Regions from separate parts of the Mus musculus genome. Here regions 1 and 2 are each linked to region 3. A link is a loop called in an ENCODE intact Hi-C map of the cell type or tissue named here. Cell type or tissue: heart. All regions are shown on one strand. Region 1 holds the start of Tada2b (transcriptional adaptor 2B). Region 2 holds the start of D5Ertd579e (DNA segment, Chr 5, ERATO Doi 579, expressed). Region 3 holds the start of Tbc1d14 (TBC1 domain family, member 14).

Region 1 (5,000 bases), 100 kb before region 3:
CTAGCTGAGCTACACTACAGACTCTACAGACCGGGCTTGCATTTCCTTTTTAACAAAGTAAGATAGAACAAAGCCAAAACACTGAAGTTGGACAAGACAAACCAACAGAAGCAAGTGAAAGGGCATAAGAATCAGAGACCCACTCGTTCACACTTGCAAGTCCCATAAAAATACTAAACTGAAAAGAAAACTATATACATAGAGGACGTGGTGCCGCCCCATGCTGGCCCAGACCCATGCTGGCCCTGTGCTTGCTGCTTCAGCCTCTGTTCATCTGAGTTCATCGGAGCTTTGCTCAGCTCATTTAGAGGGCCTTGTTCTCCTGGTGTCCTCCTGACCTCTGGCTCTTATATTCTTCTGCAGGGTTCCCTAAATACAGCCCAGATTTCAAGAGCTAAAGCAAGCGCAGTGCTGAGACTAACACTCTCACTCTTTTCAGTGTCTCCTCTGGAAATAAGTGCTAGAGGACTGGTGTGAGGAAAGAAAGGCTCTCAGAAGCAGTGACACGCAGGCCAGAGATCAGTCAGTAGTCTTGACTGAGGTGAGAACACCTCAGGCAGAAGAAAGGAAATGATCAATGGACTCCGCGTGAGCTCACAGAGAGCCATAGACATTGTCAGGCCCTGCAGGCACTGGAGTGTAATCTAAGAAGCAGAACTGAAGTTGCTGAGGGCCAACAAGATGCGGCTTATGCTCCAAATGCCCTATGTTCATGTGTGAGAAGGGTTACAGAACAGAAGGAAGAGAACGGTAAAACCATGAGAAGTGATCACGAGAGGTAAGCACCATCATGGGTCAGGCCAGAAGAGTAGGTCAGTAGCTACATTATGCACATCTTTTCAATACATGACCACTGACCAATTGGATGTGGTTGATGGCTTTAGGTTGGCTCTGTGTATAACTGAGGACAAGTGAGTCTTCACAGGCAATCAGGTAGAGAGGGATCACCAGGTATGCGACAAGCTCCAGAAACAGAGCATATGAATGCCACACTTTCAGCACTGAGGCTCTTCTTCAAGGTCCTTCATGTTGCCTGATCTGTACAAAGCATATGCGCAATACACACCAATAAACACCACTTAGAGACAAAGTAACCCATTGTTTTTAGAGAGCAGGAGCCAGTGTTGCTCACTGGTAAGACATCTGTGGAGTAGACTCCTTCCTAAGTGGGGAAGTGGGTCCAGAAGGTCACTCATTCTACGACGATCTGAAACAGGAGGGCAGTAGGGTTGGAGTAGGGGAAGCTCGGGGAAGCTAGGGTCAGAGGGCCCTAACATACCAGGGAAGAGTCTGGACAGGAGAGGGTCATGCCGAGCTCCCTGCTTCTCTGAAAGCTTGAAGATGTGACATATTCTTGGAGGCAATGGTGACAATGCAGCCAGATCTCATCCCTAACATAGGTGAGGAATAGAAAGGAGAGCTCCTTAGAGACAGCCAGAGAACAACCAGGAGCCCAGCACACTATCTGGCTGGCACACATGAAGGCTCTTACTACCAGTGAGCTACCTCTACAGAAACCTGACAGCTAGAAAGCAGACCCCAGGATCCATGCCTCTTCAGGAACACGCCTTTGTTCATTCTTTACTGTCCACCCATCACACCATGTCCTGGGTGCTGTGGAGACTAAGACTTAAACAAGATACTGCTACTCATTGAGAACCTTAGCACAGGGCACATGCTGACACCCACAGAAAGCACACGAAGCCCTGAATGCAGACTAAGTGCAGGCGGGACGGGCAGCCCCAGGCTTCTGGCCTTCCCCACCACTATGCCCAGGAGAACACAACCGTACTAGGGGAACTCAGCAAAGGACAGTGGGATCTAGCTTGCTGCCATCTGACTCAAGGATAAGCCTGGCAACGCACAGGGCCTACCCTCTACCCGCGTTCAATGCACACCTCTTGAGGACGAGTGTGAAGGGCAGACAGCTCCGTGTCGGGGCAATGGGTCAAGGCCCTGCTCTACCAGCTGTGTGACCGCTGGTGACCAACACGTTCCGGACACAACCATCCGACCACCTGCGGCCCTCCGCAACGTACACCGAGCCAGCCAGCCATGCCCTCCCTTCTAGCCGTAGCCCGCCGCTCACCCAGTTGCCGAAGCCGAACTGCTCGATGGCGTCCAGCAGCAGCTGCTCCTCGCGGCTGGTCCAGCCGCCCTCCGCCTCAGGACCCCAGAGTGTGAATCGTCCGCCGTCTACCAGCTGGTAGCCGTGGTAGCGGCGGTGGTGGCCGATCTCCGCGCCGGCCGAGAAGCACTCGGGGCACAGCTCGATGTCCTGGCACTCTGTGCAGCGGAAGCGCAGCGGGCTCACCTCGGCCAAGCAGTACACGCAGTACTTCTTACCCAGCTCCGCCATCTTCCCCCGCTCGCCCGCCGCCCGGCCCGCAGCCGCCGCGCCCCCGGCCGTCAGCGCCCCGCCGCCTGCCGGGCTCGCTGCGCCCGCCGCGCCCGTGCCGCTGCCGGCCGCTGCCACGGCCGCCCCCGCCCAGGCGCCGCCGGAGCCGGCCAGGCGGGCCGCGTCCCGCCTCAGCACGCAGGCGCCCTCCGGCCCGGCCCGGCCGCCGCCGCCGCAGCCGCTGTCTCCCCGCCGCATCGCGCAGGCGCCCCCCGCGCGCCCTCTCGCGGACAGCCGAGTCTTTGCTCTGCGCCTGCGCGCCGGCGCCTCCCGCGGCCTCATGGACTGGAGGAGCCGCGAGGCCCCGCCCTAAGCCTGTCAGCCGGCGGGGCGCGGACCGGAAGTAGGCCGTGCGGGCCACGCCTCTCGGGAACCAGCGTCCAATTAGCGCCTCCCTTCACCTGTTCGCAGATCTTCATTGGCCTAATATTGCCGGGAGGTGGAGAGAAATGGAAGGCGGGTGACCAATCGCGGGGCCCACCGCGCGCCCTGGTTGCCCCGGGAAACCTAACAGCAGGCATCAGCCGGCCTCAGAGCGGGGCCGGCGGGTCGAAAATGGACAGCCACTACGGGGACATCGAGGGCAAAGACCGAGCCGAGGAAGGCCTGGCCAGGCAGTCGCTCGAGATCAAGGTTAGCTCCGAACCTCTGACTCCGGCCAACCCTGTAGAGCAGGAGCCAGAGCCGAAGCCAGAGCCGGAGCCGACGCAAGGGCGGGAGCCTGAGAGCGAGACCCAGCCGGTGTCGGACAGCTCAAAAGCGAAGGATTCGGAGGGGATCGATTACGCGCATGTTGAGGTCCCGGAAAGTCCGGGGGCCGCTGAGACCGCGGGCGAGGCCGTGTCCCGAGAGCCAGAGAGTCTGCCACAGACCCAGCCCAAGACCAAGCCGGAGTCCAAGGAACCAGAGGACAAAGACGAAGACGAGGATGAGGACGAGGATGAGGACGAGGACGAGGACGAGGATGAGGATGAGGATGAGGATGAGGGAGAGGAACGGGACAGGCCAGAGAAGCCGAAGGGCAAGGGGAAGAGGGAGAAGAGGAAGGAGTCACGGTTCCGGCCATCTCTACCGCTGACCACAATTGTTGAGGAGGGGGCTGCCCCAGGCCCACAAGCTGCGAAAGAGAAAGCAAGGGAGTCACTGAAGAAGAGAGACAGTGAAGAGATCGAGGGGACAGATCGAGAACGACACAAAAGCACAGAAGAGCAACTTCACCCTGGAGAGGCCAAGGAAGAGGAGAAACAAAAAGGGGCGTCCACTGAAGAGTTTGAGTGGACAGCGGACATGCAGAAGCTGCAAGAGCAGCAACTGCGCGGCGAGCTGGTGGAACAGTACCACTCCCTGCTAGTGGAGCGGAACCGTTATCAGCGCTACAACATGTACCTACAGCAGAAGATTCACGAGACCCTACGCAAGAAGGGGCTGGAAGCAGCGGCGGAACCTGGGGACAAGAGCGCTGAACCCGAATCTCCCGAGAAAGAGCAAGCATACTTGCGCTATCTGGCCATGCTGGAGGAACTGAAGAAACAAGAGGCAGACGACTTAGAGTGGTACCGTCAGGAGGTACGGGAGCTGAAGCAGCAGTGCCAAGAGAAGCAGACCAGGGTGGAGAAAGAGTGGCGGCGCTTCCAGGCCCTCAAGAAGCAGGTGGTGATGCAGGTCATGGGCAGTTGCCGCACGCGTGGTGGGCGCCAGGCTGCCCTGAGAGAGGTGGAACAGCTTCAGGCCCTGGAGGATAAGAAGGAGAAGGAGATGAGCGCCGTGCGTCTCGAGAACGTGCAGCTGAAGCAGAGCCTGGTACACTTTGAAACCAGGATGAAGGCCCAGGAGGACTTGGCTGAGGGGCTGCTCCTCATCGACTTTGAACAGCTCAAAATTGAGAACCAGACCTTCAACGAGAAAGTAGAGGAACGAAACGAGGAACTTTTAAAACTGCGCACTAAGGTGACCAGCAACGTGCAGATTATAACGCACGTGAAGGAAAAGCTGTCTTTCATAGATACGGAGAACTCATGCAAAAAGGCACAACTTTCGGAAGTGGATGCCCAGGTGGCCCTAGGAAGAGACCTGTTGACGAAGACAAAACAAGCCCGCGACAGCCTGCGAATCGACAACGTCAAGCTGAGTCAGAAATGTGGGCTTCTGGGTAAGGAATCACTCCTCCGAGACTTGGAAGAAAAGGTGGAGAAGACAGAAATGCTCAACAGGCGCCTGGAATCCCTGAAGCGCCATCATGCCGGGCTCGCCTTGTCCTGCAAAGGGGTGAAGCAAAAGATCAGGGAAGCCAAAACTTTCCTCCCCTCTTGACAGCCCTTGACAGGACAGTTGGCAAAAACTTCTGCAACCCCAGAAACTCTCTTACTCTCTTCTGCCTCTGATTGTCCATTCTGTGGAACTTGGGGGTGCAACTTTATTTTTTGGCTGTTTTCCAGCTTTCAAATTCCTGCTGAACACTTCCAGCTAGCAGTAGCTCTACATGAGCTTAAGAAAAATATATCTAGAGAGTGCGGTGATTAAACTGACTTCTAGTGAAAAGCCTTTATAGCCAAGTAGCCCCAGTCTAAAGGAGTGTTAGAACTGTCTCTTGCCTATGTCTAAG
Region 2 (5,000 bases), 110 kb after region 3:
CTCTGCCTCTCTATCCTGCAAGGCAGGTCTCAGCATTCTTCCCATTTCACAGATGACAAAACTAGCTCAGAGGCCATTAGCTGCTCCAAGTCAAATGATGCAAAAAAACAGGGGCAAAGCTCAGGCTTGGTGCATTTCCACACAAAAGAAGAAGAGCAAGTCCAACACTTTTAAAGAGCCCTGGGATAAAATCAGGCACAGATGGAGCTACACAACAAATGGGAGCAAGCAAAACACCATTAAGTTTCTTTTTTAAATGTTCATAATTTGTATATCAAATCAATCATTCTTTAAAATTCTTAATTTGCCTTGTTAAATGTTGCCATGTTAAAAATATTTACCCTTATGTTCAAAGAACAATACATGTATCTCTATGACACTAAATAAGAGTAAAACTCTCCTACTTTCTTAATGAAAATAGGCTCATATAAAACCTGTTACAGTCAATTTGAAGGCCTATTTTGTTTTACATTCTGAGAATTTAATAGCGGACTTCATCTGGGCTACATTTCCAGCCCTAACTACTTTTTAAATGATTAAACATTTGTGGCGTCCCAGCGATGGGGAGGCTGACATGGGAGGACCCCTGAGGCTTGCTGGCCAGTCACCCTTGCTGAACTAGTGAGTTCCAGGTTCAGTGAGAGACCATGACTCAAATCCCAGCATTTCAAAGTCAGAGGCAGACATAGCTCTAAAGTACTTGGCCAGCCTAATCTACCTAGTGAGACCCTATCTCAAAAGTAACACCTGAGGGCTGGAGAGATGGCTCCGTGATCAAGAGCACGGGCCGGTCTTCCACAGGACCGGGGTTCAATTCCTAGCAACTGCACAGTGGCTCACAACTGTATGTAACTCCAGTTCCAGGGGATCTGACACCCTTACACAGATATACATGCAGGTAAAATACCAATACACATCAAATAAATATTTTTAAAACAATTATAAAAAACATCTGATATTGATCACTGGCCTCCACGCGTTAAATATACATGCACCCAAACACACACATTAATATATAATTATAATTCAATGTTTGTCTAAGAGAAGATAGTGGGGAAATATGATAAAGGGACATTATAGAGATATATAAATGAACTTGTGAAAGAACACGTTTTAAAAGTACATCAGTTGGCAAGAATAGCAACTAAATCTACAATAATAAGTATCAACTGCAAGAAGCCTCCATGGGTATTTCAAATGCACAGTTCCAGAATGGTTTTTGTCATAAAGATCCTGAGACCTAGTTAAGAATGGTTCAGCCCAAAACATCTGCGGGCGAATATTTGACCTTCAGAATGCAGAGTGACAGATATTTTTCCCCTTCTTTTAAATCTGAAGTCTCTAAAACCGACAAAGTGTCATGCAACGGGTCCTATACTGGTGGCAGAAATCTTGCGTGGGGTTTTCACTGCATAGGCTTTTCCATGGCATCACCTGTTATCCAAACTGCACGTCCCCGGCTCCTCGGCAAGCCTCTCCTACCGTTTCCTTAGCAAGCCAAGAACCAGAAACGCAAAATGCATTGTCAGTTACTTGGGCAACAAGGCAAAGCAGGTGATGAGACCCAAGAACCCCGTTTAGTAAATGACTCCGGAGTCGCATGTCCCCCTCCCGTTTATCCCCCATCTCACTTTTCTTGGTTAAACCTTTAAGGTTTGTCTACAGAAGGGCAAACACTGAAGGGAGGGGCTGCCAGGTTCGGGGTCTGCTCCCCACTGCTCGCCCTGTCCTGGCCTCTACGCAAAGCGCTCAGCCCTGGCCCGGCGTCCACCGGGAGCTCCCGGGACGCCGGCCGGAAGCCGGGCCGCGAGGGTCCGGGCGGTGGCGCGCGCAGGCCGGCGACTCCGGGGCCTGTCACTTCTGCCCTCGGCCGTCACCTTCTTCGACCCCGCGCCATAGGCCCGCGTGCCCGCCACTCACCGCGCCGCGCCCGCCCCCGACCGCCGAAGGACAAAGCTGAGGGCGCGGGGCGAGGCGAGGCCGCTGTCCTCAGGCCGGGCCGCCTCAGCCCGCCGCGGCCCATTGTGCGCACTCATCGCACGCCGCCCGCGGGGTCCTCGAGCCGGACATCCCTCTGGCCCGCCACCCGCCACGGCCCCGCTCCCGGCCGCCGCCTACCTGCCAAGGCTACCGGGTGGGCGCCTCTCCTTGCGCTCCGAGGGCTGCAGGCGGCTGCCGAGCGCCGGGCGGCCCTGGCCTGCGCCTTACGTAAAGCGGCGGCGGCCCCAGCGCCAGGCGGCGGAGGGCGGGAGGCGGCGCGCGGCAGCCGCTCCGCTGCGTTACCTGGCAACAGCCTCAGCGCCCGGCCAGCCAACGCCGCGTTCCATATCCTTCCGCCCAGGCGCCGGGATTACATCAGCGCGCCGGGGCTCCGCCCTCGTGCTGTGTGGGTGGGGGAGCAGCAGGCGCGCAGGACTGGATTCTGGGGTCCTGAAGATCCTGACACCACGAGGCCGACCTGAGGATCCGAGGCTTTGAAGCTTTACCAGGCCCTGAGAGAGGGCTCCTGGGTCGGTGACCTCCCGCTGGGTCACTGAGACCCGGCTTTGCAGAGCCCTTCCAACACAAACCCCCGCGTTACACCTGTCCGCGCCCCCTCTTCGCCATGTCCTGGAATGGCTGGAGTGGGCGGCTTAACATAAAGACTTCAATTAAAAACAAAAAGTGACATGGCTTTTTTATGTTATTATTAAGTAGGCAAAAAATAAAAGACCTTCTGGAAGATTCGGAAGTGGGAGCCAAAAATGTGCACTAACCTTTTAATCAAAAGCCTCTTCCCACCTACTCACCTTCCCTAAATGTGACTCCTAGGCTCTTCCAGAAAAGCAGATGTAGATGTCAGAAGTACCAGGAAGAAAAGCCAGAGATGTGCCTTCTATACAAAGGCAAGAACAGGTCCCGTAGGGGAGTGACCTGCATGTAGTTCATCAAACTCATTGAGCACCGCCAGGCACCAGGCCCTGTTCTTGGGTTCAGAGTCTGAGACCCGGAGTTCCCAAGCTCAGCTCAGGCTTCTGGGAGGAGCAGAGAACTGGAAGTACTTTTCTGCTGAGGTAGGCTGGACTCTTGTATGCAAGCCAAGGTCAGGAACCTAAAAGAACTGTCCTTTCATAGAATCCATACTGTTCCAACAAACATCTTTTCACTCTCCCGGAGAAACCCAAAGTAAAGCCTTCCTGGAGAGACCCGGAACAGGCTGGGGAGTGGGTGACGCCTCGGGATGGAGGCAGAATTTGAGCACAGGCCTTTGGCTCTATTGTCGGGGATCTTTTCCTTCACCCAAGTCTTACCCTTCCTTAGTTTGCTCCCCCTTTTGTTGCCTCGGGGTTCATTTGAGGTGAGTCACAAGCCACAGTTTTATTTACTACACATCTTTTGGTTACCTGTTCCAGGGCGGGCAGCCAGGCAAACTCATATAACATGCGAGAGAGTGGAAAATCCAGGGTCATCTGAGAGTGAAGGTGGGCATAAATGGTGTCAGGATCTTCAGGACCTCAGAAGCCAGGCTTGCACAGACCAGGGAAACATTTCCCTAAATATGGAGAATTTGCACACATTTTTTGGTACATACATCCATAATAACATTAGTGTCTCCTAGTCTGTACCTTCTGTAAAGGCATATCGATAGTAGGGCAGTTTTAAAAGAGTAACAAAGTATCGCAAACATATGAAAGGAAAGATAACACAGCCACTTTGTAGCCATCCTGTTGACTATAATCTGTGTGTATGTGTTCCTCGGGTGATTGTGGGCAGGCACCTGTGGAGGTCAAAGGGTAACATCAGTTATCAATCACACTCCATCTTATGTTTTTTAGACTTATTTATTGATGTGTACTAATGGATCGCAGTGTGGGGTCAGAGGACAACCCACAAGAGTCCGTTTCTCTCCTTCTACCGTGTGAATTCCAGGGATCAAACTTAGGTCCTCAGGGCAACAAACTTTTACCCACCGAGAATCTCTCATCAGCCCTCTGTCTTTTGTGTTTGTGTGTGTGTTTTGGTTTTTAACCTTGTGAGACATTGCCTCTCACGGAACCTGGAGCTCATAGGTTCAGCTAGACTGGCTTGCTAGCCAGCTCGGGGCCGGGGGGGGGGGGGGGGGGGTGGGGGGTGGGGGGGGGCTTCCTGTGCTCCCTCCCCAGTGCTAGAATTAAAGGCATGCACTCCTTAGGCCAGGTGTGGTAGTGTGCCAACACCCAAGAAGCAGTGGCAGGCCTCCTGATCTCTGTGAGTTCAAGGCCAACCTAGTCTACATAGTGAGTTCCAGGTGTACATAGTGATGTACATAGATGTCATAGTGACATAGTGACACCCTGTCTTAATAAGAAAAAAAGAAAAGAAAAGAAAAAAAGAAAAAGGCATACACTCTTGCTCCCACTTATTTTTTAAATGTGGATACTGGGGATCCAAACTCATGCAGGTGCTTTTACTAACTGGGCAGTCTCCCCAACCTCCCCCCGCCCCCCCAAAACAAAAAACTTTACTTTTGTTACTCAATCACAGGCCAGGTTTTTTTTTATAAACCACTGATTACTAAACCTTGAAGAATTTCCTGAAAGAAAAAAAAATCATAGTAGCTTGGAGGATTTGGAGGCAGTGAGGAAGTCACAGAAGACTGAAAGTGGTTTCCTTTGTCTTAATGAAGTAACGCCTGCAATTCCGACTGTACTGATCGGGAGCTCTGGAAGGTGTGTGGACTGCAGTCTCAGGACCTTTGCACCTGTGGAACCTTTGCCCAGGCTCTCCAGATCTTTGCCTCGCTGGCTCCTTCCCGTTCCAAGGTCAGGTCCAGTGTCAGCCATACATATATACTTTCCCTGATGCCAATTTATAGCAGTCTGCTTCCCAGTCCTGCAGTGTTTCTCGGGTCCCAGTTCTGAGCAATACTTGAGAGTATCTTGTTTGTGTGTTGGTTTTCACATTGAGACCCTTTTTCCAGGAGAGTGGTGTCCTTGTCCAGGGGGTTCATTTATGCAATTTGGTCTTCTATGGCTACTCTT
Region 3 (5,000 bases):
TTCTCTTCCCTTCCGCTGAGCCTCTTTAGCCCAACACCCAACGCAAATCGCTCGCTCCCAGGGCCTCAGGCGTACCGCCACGCCCCGCACTCCAGAGCCACGCCCCCGAGAGCTCACTAGCCACACCCCACGCTCGTCCCTAGTCACACTCCGGGGGACAGGAGCGTTACCACGCCCCGCGCTCCCTATCGCCGCCCTCACGCTCCCTAGCCACGCCCCCGCTAAGCTTCCACTGCTCTTCCGCCAGGGCTCTCGCCCCCCGCCGCAGCTCCGTAGAGCTTAGGAGCCTGCTATTTACTACCGCTGCTCCTCCGGCCTGCCAAGTATCCGTCCTGGGTTTCGGGAGTTGTGTCCCTGGCCCTTTTCTGTCCTCAGGCCCAGGAAGGGCTGCAAGGAAAGTTCCGAGAGAGTCACAGTGTCCATACCGGCACCGCAGACGCCTGGCGGAGGCCCCTTACCTGGTCGGCTCCGCCCGCGGCCATCTTGGAAGTGGGAAGTGGGAGGGAGGGGGAAAGCAGCGCATGGGGCTGATCCAGGCGTGGGGAGCCGAGCGGCGGAGCGCATCGATGGGACGCCCCTGTCCAGCAGCTGGGGGAGTCTTAACAGCCCACGGGAGTATTTAGGGGTACACGTGAGCGCAGGTTACAGATCATTGACCTTGGAATGCCCTCCCGGTATAGCCTTAGCCTGTCACCTGTCAAACGGGCTTTTCTGATCACTGTTTCATTGCGCTTAGTGCCTAGCGCTGTAGTTCGCCAACTTTTGTCTTCACTTTAATATTTCAGTATACAACGCCCAGCAGGCTCAGGAGGTGACAAGACAGGGTTCATCATCAGTGTGTTTTGAAAGTTGTGTGATGGTCTCGCTTAGGAACTAGAAGAGGCCTCACTAGACAGCATCTTTCTCTAGCCTGAGATACAGAGATCCACCTATGTATTAAAGGTGTGTGCCACCACACCTGGCTTTATGCACATTTTACCTTTTTAAGTAGCAAAAATTACAGAGACACAATCTATGAAAAAGTATAATTCAGGAGGTAGAAGTCAGCTAGAGCTGAGCAGAGTTAAGCCAGATGTCTATGGAGGATGTCTTCTATCAGGCCAGGTCATTGTGCTGCATTTCCCTTCCTGAACTCACCTGCACTCGTTTCCTAAGCCTCAAAAAGCAGAGACATGAGTGTTTGTTGGATCCATACAAAGGGTACTTGGGATGATTTGGGTTTATTCTAGGAGTTGTCAGACCCCGAAAATTTACAAACACAAACAAGCCCCTTTAAAACCTGACTGCATTTCAGCCAGGAACCATCACATGAGGCTGGAACCATCACAGTCCTACAGGAAGAGGAATTTCCCTGCCCTGGCAGGTACCTGGAAGCAAGCAGGAGGAAATCCATTTGTCTTGGTTACAGTTCTGTTTGTGCTAGCCTCAAAGTTGCAACCTAGAAAACAATGAGTTTGAACTCCTGATCCTCCCGAGTCTACCTCCCCAGTTCTGGGATTATAGGAATGTACCACCACTTTTGTTTCAATTGTACATTCATTTCAAAACATTAGGTGATGGTTCAACCTCTGTACAACTCTCTCAAATATTTTAAAATATTTTCACAAATCTGAACACAGTCCAGAGGAAGGGCTTACAAGACCAAGGCTATATCAAAAGCTATGAAATGCACACCGTCCCCAGGGATGAAAGAAGACAGAGAGAGGTTGGGGGATAGCTCAGTGGCCTGACTTCAGTTCCAAGGAGGGTAGGGAGGAGAGAAGAAACAGACCAAGAGTCGAGCCATATCTGAGTGTCTTGGGTCTGCACATGTGTTGTAACTTTTAAACTTCCACATGGCATGTGCTGTTTCACAAGGAAACAATGTCGGGTCCCACCCAGCCACCTGAGGCCATGAGGTTCTCAGTCCATCACACCAGAGCCTTCAGCTAAATAAGCCCAGCCCTGTGCCTGTTCAATGCACAGGAAGAAGGTCTACCTGAGAGCCTGACAGCATTGACTTTCATCGTGAGACCCATCCAAGTAGGGTGTCTGCTGGGCTGGGGGACTCCAGACTCTAGCCATTCTAGGAGCCTACAAACTACTTGATAGACACTGGCTTCAACTTCCCTTTCTGGATCATGACTGTAATTACTCTAAGCACCAACTTACAATGGCAGGAGGGTAGAGGCTTAAATGGACTGGGCAGTCTTTTGTTGGCTTGCAGAGAGCTGAGAGACTTGCAGGGCATCCCTCAGGATTTGCTACATAATAGAAATTTCAAAGGTGCTTAAGTTCCTGGCAGTTTGAACTGAAAACAATGCCAGGTTCCATCACACCCATTGGTGCCCTCACAGCTGGATTTAAACACTGACTGGGAAGCAGGAACTGGCTTCAGTCTCATTTCAAACTTCAGCACAATGGATTCGTTCGTATTGGATACGCACAGGAGTCCTCACGACTCCTCACCTTCCAGCCATAATGCTTGAGTATCAGTTTAAAAACCTGCCCTCAAAGGGCAAGAGATGGCTCAGCAGTTAGAAGCACTGTCCTTTTGACCAGAGATCCTGAGTTCAATTCCCAGCAACCACATGGTGGCTCACAACCGTCTACAAGGGGATCTGATGCCCTCTTCTGGCCTGTGGATGTATATGCAGTAGAGCACTCATCCATTAAAGAAATAAAGACTTTTTTTTTAATATTAGAAAAAACAAACAAACACCGAACCTTGAGATGACAAGGGACCATTGTCCTGTCTCTGGAATCAACAACTCTCTGTGGTGGGCAGGTTTGCAGCTGGCACCCTCTGACCCTGCCTCACCCTCAGTAGCCTGGTGCCAGAGCCCTGGTTTCTCTCTGGGAACTCCTCCTTACCCTGCATCCCTCTGATGTAACCTATGTCTTACCTTTTGCCATCAGTCCCCAGAAGCGGTCTAGATAAAGCCTCATTGTAACTTGCGTCTGAAACAAAAACAAAGTGAACTGCACTAAGGGGTGTGGTCACTTTCCGCAGCCACTTACCCCCTCAGAACCTAACAACCCCCTCAGGACCTAACACTTAACCCCCTCAGGACCTAACACTTAACCCCTTCAGAACCTAACACTTACCCCCTTAGAACCTAACACTTACCCCCTCAGAACCTTACACTTCTAGCTCCCAGATACAGAGAAAACACCCCTCTTCAAGTTGACAGCTCTCCCAGCAGAACCCTGGGGGAACTATTCCACCTCTTCCCCTTCAGGCTTTGCTGGAGGGTTCCAGAAGGACTGCCCTGGTGCTGGTGTGTGGCTTCTTTGATGGCTGCAAACCTCTCACTTGTGGACAGAAATACCAGCTTCGCAGAGACTCTGACTGACTAACTCCTCAGATTCTGTCCCTGTCCCCATCCCCATCTCTGAAGCACACAGCCCCTCCCTTCCCCACATTATTTCAAGATTGAACAAGGTCAAAATAGTTGAAGCAATGGTCATACAAGAAGAGAAATTGTCCAACTTTGTCAGTTTCCCCCATTCTTGAAGCCCTCCTAGAACTGTCTGAGCCACCCCTAACAATACAACATGAACAAAGGAGCCTTGTAGGACGAAGGAGACCTTGCCAGGGATGACTTCCGTGTGCTCTGCTGAGCATCTCTTTAGAGAAGCAGGAATGCTTCAAGATGTCCAGTATCCATAGAAACCATCTCTGTGCACCTGCTATAAACCCAGGACACACCACTCACAACAACTGCTTTCATGGAGGCTCCTGGGACAGACAGACACAGTGCTCTGCAATTTGTAGCCATGACTTCTTATAAGGAAAATAGTTATCTAACCTATTAGTCCTCATTAGGACCTGAGGGCAGCCCTCGGAGTTATTGGGAAGCAAGTGGGTCAAGAGAGAAGGATGAAGAATCCTCAGTCAGGTGAAGGGTAGCAGGCACAAAATAGCTGTTTTAGGAATCCCTAACCTCCCTTCCAGAGACAGAGGGATCTCATCTCCTGAACACAATCATAGTCCCCAATCTCTGTGAATGCCACCAACACATGAGCTACGTGAGTCACACCCACACCTGGCTTTACCAGGAGTCATCCTGGGAGTGGCCAGCACCTCACCTCTGTGACAAGAGGTTGACCTCCACAACCTGCTAAGCTCACTCAGTGCCTCTCACCTTACAGAGGAGGACAGGAGGTGAAGCCACTCACCCGTGGTGTCGCAGATCTAGCTCACTCTCCCCAGGTCAGGTCCTGCCCAGCCCAAACCTGCCTCCCATGCCACTGGCTCTTGGCATAGCATGGTTACAGTAACAGTAGGTTCACATGCCACCCCGGGGCTTTGCTGTCTCTGTCCATCGTCTCCAGCCAGAAGGCCCTCAGAGCCCTTCCCAAACCCAGTCTTTTCCCTCCCCATCCTGTTGGAGTGTTACCTCCTACTCCATGGAGACCACAGTTCCCATTTTTAGGACACAATGCTTGGAATTTGGATTTCTCGGTTGGTTCTTAAAATTGTATAAGAAAAACAAAAACAAAGACAAAAAAAGACAGGAATTGCTAGTGCACTAGTGGTTAGCAACCTGAGGCAGGTAGAGAGTGCCAACAGAACAGCGTTTGGTAGCCAGAGTAGCCACTGCAATCAACACCCCTCTCTACACTAGGACTCTTACACCAGGGCCTATCAACTAGAATTTTCCTTTTTGTTTTTTTCCAGGGTGTGTGTGTGTTTAGTCCTGACTGTCCTAGAATTCACTGTGTAACCAAGCTAGCCTGGACTCAGGGATCTGTCTGCCTCCTGAGTGTTGGGATTTAAAAGTATGCACCACCATTACCAGCTTTTTCCTCATTTTTTAAAATCAGTATGGTTACCAGCTTCCTGGCCTAAAACAGATCAGAAACATCGAGATTCAGAGATCCAACCCCATCAAAGAACACAAAGGGGAATTTATTTATGTCTTAGAATCCCTTCAGTTTGAAGACATGGGTTTTTTTTTTTGTTTTTTTTGTTTTTTGTTTTTTGTTTTTTTTTTTCCGAGACAGGGTTTTTCTGT

The links. Hi-C counts contacts between places; a loop is a spot of excess contacts. Peaks named below come from ENCODE experiments on the same cell type or tissue, not always from the same donor. Only the 100,000 strongest peaks of a DNase experiment are listed, where the experiment ranks them.
Region 1: it touches region 3 in a loop (4-fold over the local background); 21 of 42 quality-filtered maps call a loop at or near these places.
Region 2: a loop joins it to region 3, with 2.0 times the contacts of the local background. A loop is called at or near these places in 2 of 42 quality-filtered maps.

The regions. Positions count from the first base shown.
Region 1 is chr5:36,481,699-36,486,698 of GRCm38, forward strand. Tada2b (transcriptional adaptor 2B) reads right to left here and starts at 2,587. Exons shown (of 2, transcript NM_001170454.1): 1 at 2,090-2,587. The coding sequence starts at 2,359. It overlaps Ccdc96 (coiled-coil domain containing 96), which reads left to right and starts at 2,890. Exons shown (of 1, transcript NM_025725.3): 1 at 2,890-5,000. The coding sequence starts at 2,954. The coding sequence ends at 4,708. In heart, a CTCF peak has its summit at 2,660 (motif pointing left); DNase peaks (open chromatin) are centred at 1,923 and 2,743; H3K4me3 peaks cover 3,410 bases; H3K27ac peaks cover 2,243 bases; H3K27me3 peaks cover 1,900 bases.
Region 2 is chr5:36,693,737-36,698,736 of GRCm38, forward strand. D5Ertd579e (DNA segment, Chr 5, ERATO Doi 579, expressed) reads right to left here and starts at 2,285. Exons shown (of 9, transcript NM_001081232.3): 1 at 2,119-2,285. Gm32725 (a long non-coding RNA gene) reads right to left here. Exons shown (of 3, transcript XR_868354.3): 3 at 4,498-5,000. In heart, no CTCF peak of the experiment used is centred here; DNase peaks (open chromatin) are centred at 1,915, 2,325, 2,985 and 3,365; H3K4me3 peaks cover 2,561 bases; H3K27ac peaks cover 2,646 bases.
Region 3 is chr5:36,581,897-36,586,896 of GRCm38, forward strand. Tbc1d14 (TBC1 domain family, member 14) reads right to left here and starts at 501. Exons shown (of 14, transcript NM_133910.3): 1 at 459-501. In heart, CTCF peaks have their summits at 278 and 2,609 (motif pointing left); DNase peaks (open chromatin) are centred at 105 and 485; H3K4me3 peaks cover 1,030 bases; H3K27ac peaks cover 782 bases.